Regions from separate parts of the Homo sapiens genome. Here region 2 is linked to region 1. The links are chromatin contacts, found by Hi-C or POLR2A ChIA-PET in ENCODE. All regions are on one chromosome and are shown on one strand. Each heading gives the region's core, a stretch centred on a gene start or an enhancer-like site at or near the end of the contact. The rest is flanking DNA. Distances are from core to core; before and after follow the strand shown.

Region 1 (4,038 bases), core at 1,056-3,555:
TTTGTTCTCACTCTACCAAGTCCAATTGTTTCAATAGCTCATTCAAGGGCATGCAGTTGATAGCAGAGCTGGATTCAAACCCAGAAATCAACTCAAAGGTCTGAGCCCTTGACCATACCATGTCACTGCCTTTTGCCACCAAGAGCCAGATAATCATTGATGTTTCTTCCAACACTGACATATTTTTAGGCCTTCATGATTCTTGTAGATATCTTGTAGATATCTGCTTTGCAATATGGGGAGTGAAAGGGAGTTGAGCTATGCTTTTGTAATTGGGTGTCTGAAAAGGCTGGGCCCCTATTATATATGATCATACGCTTTATTCTTCCTTTCTAAAACTTAGCATGTTTGCAATTGAATAATTAAGTGTTTATTGTTTAATGGTTATCTACCCTGCTAGACTGAGGCTCCAAAAAGATCTCATCTATTTTGCTCACTGTTATGTCCCCAGTGCAGAGAAGAGTGGATGATATGTTGTGTTCGAATTGATATCATTTGACTGTGTCCCCACACAAATCTCATCTTGAATTGTAGCTCCCACAATTCCCATGTGACATAGGAGGGACCCGGTGGGAGATAATAGAATCATGGGGGTGGTTTCCCCCATACTGTTCTCATGGTAGTGAATAAGTCTCATGAGAGCTGATGGTTTTATAAGGGGTTTTCCCTTTCACTTGGCTCTCACTCTTTCTTGCCTGCCACCATGTAAAACGTGCCTTTTGCCTTTTTCCATGATTATGAGGCCTCCCCAGCCACATGGAACTGAGAGTCCATTAAACTCCTTTTTCTTTATAAATTACCCAGTCTCAGGCATGTCTTTATCTGCAGCATGAAAATGGACTAATACATGATTGAATGAATGGATAAATGAATGAGTAAGTGAAGTAATTTGTGAATATATTAGTGAGTGAGTGAAGGAACATGTGAATAATTGGGTGAGTGAATGATTGAGTGAAGTTTGGAGTAAATGAAGGAATAAATGAGTGAATGAGTGACTGAGTGAGTGAATGAATGAATGCATGAATGAATGAGTGATTGAATGAACAAATGAGTGAGTGAGTTAATGAATGAGTGAAGCCGGGAGACCAGGCTGAACTCTGATGAACAGAAGCCCCTCAGCGATGCTACCTTGTGGCCGCCATTTCATCTGGCCTGCGCTGCTGCTTCCTGGGCAAGGAAGGGTGCAGGGAGCAGGCCCAGCGTGCAGTGTCTTTGAAAGGGCAGTGGGCACTGACAGGGGCTTCTCTGGCGCGGGGCTGAGGGGCCTTGTCCAAGGCTGACTCGGGCCCCCGCCTTCCCCCTCTGGGAGCGATGCTCGCTAGAGCTGCTTCACATGGACACGCTTGAATAGCAGCCAGGGCTGTCTGGGCATCACGTGACTACCCGGCTGCCAAGGGAGCTCGAGGCAGCCAGGGTGGGGGCGGGGGGGGGGTGTCGGGGGTCACCTCCGCAGTTAAGTAATGTACCTGGCGGAGACTATGCTTGTGGAGAACAGTTCAAGGAACAAAGCGTTCTTCATTTTTCTTTTCTTCCTTTTTTCTTGATTCTTCTTTCTTGGCAGTCTGGATTCAGAATGTTTTCATGCCGGGTGGCCAAGGTGAGGGAGCGTTTTCAGGCGAGGAAGGGCAAGTTTGTTTTTTGATCTGCAGGGCTGGGTGTGCCGTCTCATGGCTGAGAGCTGAAAGGCTAGACCAGAGTTCCCCAGTTCAAATTGCAGCTTCTGATCCTGGCACTGAGGATGACCTTGAGCTACTTAATCAAGTCTTGGGAGCTTCACTTTCCTTATCTGTTAAGAGAAAGGGATCATAGTATCTAGCCCAAGAGATTAGTTTGAGGATTCAAAGAGACAATGGGTGTAAAAGACTCAGCACATTGAGTTCAGTTAATGCAGTGAATATTAACAACGACAACAACAATAATATTATTAATTGCGGGAACAGAAAACTAGTCCTGAGGTTTCTTTGTGCCAGAGGTGGATACAAATTAGTTAGGAGAGCAAGCATTTTTGCCACTAGATTTCCAGACATGAGGGCAAAGAGAAACTAGTTGAGGGAGACCCCCCCCCCGTGGAGTCTTTGCAATTTTCCATCAATTGTCTGAGCCTAAAATGTTCCTAGAGTTCATAGGGTCTAAGTACCTGGAGATGCTGAGGCCCAGAGAGGGAAGGGACTTACCCCAGGTCACACAGTAGCAGATGGTTAGAGCCCAGACGTTCTTATCATGCTTGAATTAATCATTGTGGTCTAGCTTTTCTAACACAACAGCAGACTATGCCCCCAGCAAGGATGAGTCACTGATTGGCTGTGCTCAAGCCTGACCTGGGCTCAGAGCCAAGCCTGATGGAGATGAGGGATACTGGTGTGAACACTTCCTTCTGCCTACCCAGCATGTCACTTTCCCAAAGCAGGTAACTACCCATTCAGGTGTTCTGGTCCTCGTTCCTGCAAGGGTGAGTACTGGCATTTTGGCCTGCAGTTTAGAAGTGAGTGTCCCAAAGGTGAACTGATGAACCCAGGATCATACGACTCATAAGTGTGTGGACAGATGGGTGGATGGAGCTGGGTTAATTGAATGCCACTTTGTCCCAGACATATTGAGGCACATCATAAAAGTGCCACCAGCCAGAAAGACCATTCTCTAACCCAGAGACCTCTGAGAACTCATATTTTGACATTTGGCTTTATCTAACATTGAGTTGCATCATGACCTTAAGCAAGTTACTTCTGCTTTTTGGGCCTCAGTGTCCTCATCTGTCAAATGGAAGTACCATAGCATCTACCTCTCTGGGGATGATTGTGCAGACTGAGTCTGTTAATGTAAAGTTCTTTGAATAGAGTCTGATGTGCATTAACTGCTCAGTAAATGTTGGCTGCCAACTAACCCAGAGGTCACGGTTCCTGGAAAGGTGGCAAGACAGCACCCTGCAGAGGGCTGGGGCTTTGGAAGGTAAGGTACATGACCCTCAGCTGTGGACTCCCTATGTGTGTGACCATTCTCTGTTACGAGGCATGCATGGAGGCACACAGCGAACATGCACTATGCCTTCATCCAAAGGAGAAAACAAGTCAGAAGCTTCTAAGAATTTTGGTTCCATGCCCAGTAAGAAGGGCCTGTGCTGTGCCAAGCTCCCAGGCTTGGGATCATGAGCACATGCCAGCCCTTCTCTTTTTGGGTCCACTTGAAAATGATCAGAGCTGTCTGAGGGACTCTTGCAGAAACGGAGGCCAACTCCTTGCCTGTCAAGGGAAGCCTTGGGAAAAGAGGGATCCTTTCCATCTCTCTGCGCCCAGAAGAAGCATGGGTTCTGGTAGGAAGGACAGATGTACTTGATTGGAATCCCATCTCAGACACTGACCAGCTGTGTGACCTCAGGAAAGTCACTTTCCCTCCCTGACCCGCAGTTTTTGCATCTGTACAATGGGGTTACTTTGAGAATTTAGTAAGAAAGTCTTTGTGGGAGTGGGCCCCACTTTGCTTGTGGCAGAAACCTTAATGCCAAGCACAAGCTTAACCCATAAAGGGCATTTAACAAGAATGTGGCAAATGGGTGATGATCAACAGCTGAACAGGAGCCAGGGGGTATTCTAAACATTTCCTGACATCAGTTCATTTAGTTCTCACAGTGAGAGAGACTATAATGACCCCTATTTCACAAGTGAGCAAACTGAGGCTTGGGGAAAAAAGCTGAATCCCACGTCCAAGGTCACTTAGCTAGTAAGTGACAGAGCCAGGATTTGAACCCAGGCAATTTGAAACTAGAGCTTAAGCTTATAGCCACTAGGATGCAGCAGATGCAGAAAGAAGATAGAAAAGAGATGCAAAACGGACATCACCTAGACTAGCATATACATGGAATGATCAATAAGTATCTGTAAAATCAATGCATTAATTAAAAGCAAAAAAAGCACACAACAATTGCTTTATTTTCCCACTCTGCAGGGTCTCAGAGATACAGAATTGCACAGAGAGAGTCCCAGTCCACAGAGAAGGTGAAAACATAAATGATCTCGAGTGTTGCTGACTCTCACATCCAACAGA
Region 2 (4,038 bases), core at 512-3,011, 130 kb before region 1:
TGAACCAGAGTCCAACCTTTTACCTGTTATCCATGCGGCTTTCCCACTGAGGATGGAGTCAAGCTTCCTCCAGTGTGCCCAGGCCATAAGCTAAGCACTCACAGGGCAGGTAGACCCTGGGGGATCTCACAGCCTGGGGCAGTGGCTGGTGATCAGTAATCACACTCCAGCCTAATGTTCTGGCAGCCACCCAAGCTGGGCACAGAGTTAGATTCCCTGCCTGCTTCCTGATACTTAGCTTGTTCATTGCAGTCTAGCCTCAGTGTCATGTTTTTTCATTACCAAGAGCTTGTCCCAGCTCCTTGGTCTTGTTGTGAGTGGTGATAGCAGGGGCTCTGGAATCTGCCTGCCTGTATCTGCATTTTGACAGCTGTGTGACCTTAGACAAGTCGCTTAACCTCTCTGGGCTTTACTTTCCTCATCTGTAAACTGGGACTAATAATAGTACTTGCCTCATAGGGTGGAAATGAAAGTAGTGACTATTTAAAGTGCTTAGAAAAATGCCAGCACACCCCAGAGCTCACTATAAGTGATGATTACTATGGCTACTGCTGCTTCTATCGCTGGGGCAGGGGTGCGCTACAAACTGGAGTTGTCACCACAGATGAGGTCTGTGCTACCCATTGCCAACCACAGGGTATTTATTGGACACCCGCTGTGTGCCAGGCCCTATGCTAGGCACTGAGGGTGAAATAGTGAAGAAGCAGGCAGGCACCATCGCTGTCCCATGCCCCTCCCCCCAGCCTAGTGGGGAGATGGATGAGGAAACTGACAGTTCGACGCAGAGTGATCAGGGCTGCTGAGGGAAGCCCCCAGGAGGCCCCAGAGCCAGCAGAGGGTGGGATGTGGGCCTCGTAGACTTCTCGGAGGATAGGTGGGACTTAATCAGAAGAAGGTGAGAGGAAACAGGATTGGAGGTGGTAGGATCAGCACATGCAAAAGACTAGTGGTGGACAGACCACAGGAGTGTTGGAGGACCAGAATGAGGTTTTATAGTACTGAAGATCATGGGGGAGGGGGTCCTGAAAGGAGTGGGGGTTGGAAGGTCATAGAGGAAGGAGGCATGGAGGTCAACAGGGGCCAGATCTTCCAGCCAAAAGGAGAAAAGGGTTTGGACTTAACTTGAGGGCAGCAGGGAGCCGTGGAAGGCTGTAGGCACAGAAGGGATATAGTCAGATAAGGGTTTGAGAAAGACTTTGTGCAGCGTAGAGAGCAGCATAAAGTTGGGAGTGGCCCTGTCTTTCATGAAATAAGCAGAACATGGCTAGGAAATGTCTCCTGCAGGGGTGCGGAGATGTTGTTCCATATTCCGGCAGGAGGCCACATCCCCAAGCTCAGGTTGTCTCTGATGAGCAGCTCCCCCACCCCCAAGCCCATCCTCTGGGTCCTTAGCCTTTGTAGCCTGGGTGGCGTGAGGTCAGAGCTCTCTGGAGCAAAGGGTCACTGCTGATTCCTGGGGTCCTTGGGAGGCCACAGACAGCAAGGAGGGCTGTGGGGAGAGGAAAACCTACTGAGGCATTCCACGCAGCCGCCTACCCTGAAGCATCACTGGCCAGGAATGCAGGGGCACCCAGGGGCCATGCTTATCACCCTCCCCAAGCGTCTGGAGCAGCCCGGTTCCTGTCGGCTGTCCATCCAGATGGGCCCTAAATCAGTGGGCCCTTCCTCCTCCAGCTGCAGCTGACACAGAGCCTGGACCCCAGCCAACGCCCAAGCCCAGGAGCCCAGACTATAACATGTCAGCCTCCCACACACACAGACCCTGCCAGCTCCCAACACAGCCACTGGGTCTGGCGTGTGTCAGCTGAGAGATGTTGCAACAGGGAAATGGCATGGAGTCAGACAGGTATGGGTTTGAATTCAGACTGCTGGGCTTAGTGACTTGCCTCAGTTTTCTCCTCTCTAAAATGGGAATATTAACAGGACCCACTTCCTCGAGTAGCCGTGAGGATTAAGTAAGACAGTGGATGTGACTGCACCTAATAGGTCTGGCTAGCACATTCTGTGTCTCGTTAAATATATACTCCAGAGCTCTAGAGCTCCTTTTGTAAGATCAATGCAATTACCCGTATACAGCTCTGGACAGAATCTACTTCTGAGTTAATGTCTCCAGATTATTCCCCAAATGGCTCCCGGCACATTCTCTTAATGCACTCAAATTGGTTTCCCAGTTTTACAGGAACTTGTTTGAGACCCGCTTCTGGGGAAGTACACGGGTTAAGAGGAGGAACCTCCAGTTGTAGAGGTTCAGTACTTGGTCTTCCCTTCCCTCCAGCCTGATTTCATGGCCCCATGGAATGCAAAAGTTATAAATAACAAGCTATATGACATGTTGGAAGGTGATAGTTCTATGGGAAAGAAACCAGTAGAGGAGGATAAAGGAGATTGAGTGTCCCAGGGGTGGGAGGTGGTGTTAGAATTTTAATAGAACTTGGCCGGGAGCAGTGGCTCACACCTGTAATCCCAACACTTTAGGAGGCCAAGGCGTGCAGATCATCTGAGGTCAGGAGTTCGAGACCAGCCTGCCCAACATGGTGAAACCCCGTCTCTACTAAAAATACAAAAATTAGCCGGGCGTGGTGGCAGGTGCCTGTAGTCCCAGCTACTCGGGAGGCTGAGGCAGGAGAATTGCTTGAACCCAGGAGGCGGAGGTTGCAATGAGCTGAGATCCCACCATTGCACTCCAGCCTGGGCAACAAGAGTAAAACTTCATCTCAGAAAAAAAATATTAATAGAACTTCTGGATATAGTTAACTTTTCCTTTAAAAATTTCATCTTTGTGTCTGTTTTATATGGTACTTAATCTATGAATACAGTAGTGCATGGTCACAATTTATAAGCATGTGTATTTGTTTATATATGTATGTTTGTATGTATCTGTGCATATGTTTGTATTTTTTACGGTGTGAGTTCAAGTAGTTTGGACACCCCTGAGTTATACAGACACAAGCAGCAGGATTCTAGTGGATGGAAGATTACAGGCTTCCACTCTTAGGTATTATTTGCTCCCCAAGGTGGTCTTAGAAATCAGCCCTCTCCCCTCAAATTCTACATCCTTGCTGAGTGCAGTTTGAAGACACTCATCCTCAACCTCTTCATTCACAGATGAGGAAGCTGAGGCTCAGAGCAGAGCTGTGGCCCATGCAAAGGCACAGAACTAGTAAGCAGCTCAGTGGGGAACTAATCCAGGTCTTGGAATTGCCCGGGGTCTTTCTGCTGAGCCCAAACCTCGAGATACTCCTTAGAAGTGCTGGAGCCAGAGTGAGGCAGTGGAAATGCAAGAAGACAGGGACCAGGGCCTGAGATTTTTCTTCTCGTCCCCCCCACCGCCCGAGAGGCCACTTAAGCGGCGCTTAACCGTCCTGTGATGTATTGAACCCTCTCTCTGCGCATAAATGCGGCCGGTCAACCGCTAGGCAGAAATGCCACATATATTTCCTCCCATTAGATGAAATATGCCCCTAATTTGGCTGGGGTTTTGTTTTATTAGACCTACGGCAGCGAGGGGGCCCTGCTGCAGAGTAACCTTTTCCTGATCACTTAGTTCTCTCCGGAGAACACTGAGGGCCTCGATAAAGGGGGGAAAGAAACGCCCTGTTCTATTATTTTTCAGCACACATTCCCAGAACAAAGATCTTCCCGAGCCAAGGAGACACTGCGTGAGGCATTTCAGAGACACCTCCCGCTCTAAGAATGTTCCTGGGGCTGGGAGCCTGGAGACCCACGTTCCAGCCCTGAGGTGTCGTTTACAAAAGGAAGAATTGGGCACATTGCCTCCCTTCTCTGGGCCTCAGTTTATTCATCTGTAAAACATGGCTAATAACGGAACCCCCATCATAGAGTTGCTTCAAGGATTAAATAAGATCAAGAATGACAGAGGGCATTTAGTATACCTTCTCTGTTAATGTCATTGTTTCCAAAGAGAAGTGAGTTTCTTGATCCCTATAGGAGAGCGTGTTGGTGAATTCTGCTGGGCTAAAACTAAAACAGTGATTTTTTTTTCCCTACGATCCTTTAGGGGTACCCTTATGCTAATTA

The links. Hi-C counts contacts between places; a loop is a spot of excess contacts on that map. ChIA-PET counts read pairs that join two places held with the same protein, here RNA polymerase II (POLR2A). Pooled maps may share reads with other maps.
Region 2: a map of right cardiac atrium shows a loop between it and region 1 (3-fold over the local background). The contact joins two enhancer-like sites. A Hi-C loop is called at or near these places in 2 of 168 maps with a recorded cell type or tissue (endothelial cell of umbilical vein and right cardiac atrium) and 4 of 50 pooled maps. POLR2A ChIA-PET finds 5 or more read pairs at or near these places in 1 of 52 experiments (HEK293).

Annotation. Positions count from the first base shown.
Region 1 is chr22:27,106,263-27,110,300 of GRCh38, reverse strand. No RefSeq gene overlaps it. Among named protein-coding and RNA genes, the nearest start is that of LINC01638, 120 kb to the left of the region's middle. Within about 2 kb of position 2,305, at least 18 of the 41 ENCODE cell types and tissues checked have a DNase peak (open chromatin) inside an H3K27ac peak, as active enhancers do; they include endothelial cell of umbilical vein, where a contact is called at or near this core.
Region 2 is chr22:27,236,879-27,240,916 of GRCh38, reverse strand. No RefSeq gene overlaps it. Among named protein-coding and RNA genes, the nearest start is that of LINC01638, 14 kb to the right of the region's middle. Within about 2 kb of position 1,761, at least 7 of the 41 ENCODE cell types and tissues checked have a DNase peak (open chromatin) inside an H3K27ac peak, as active enhancers do; they include endothelial cell of umbilical vein, where a contact is called at or near this core.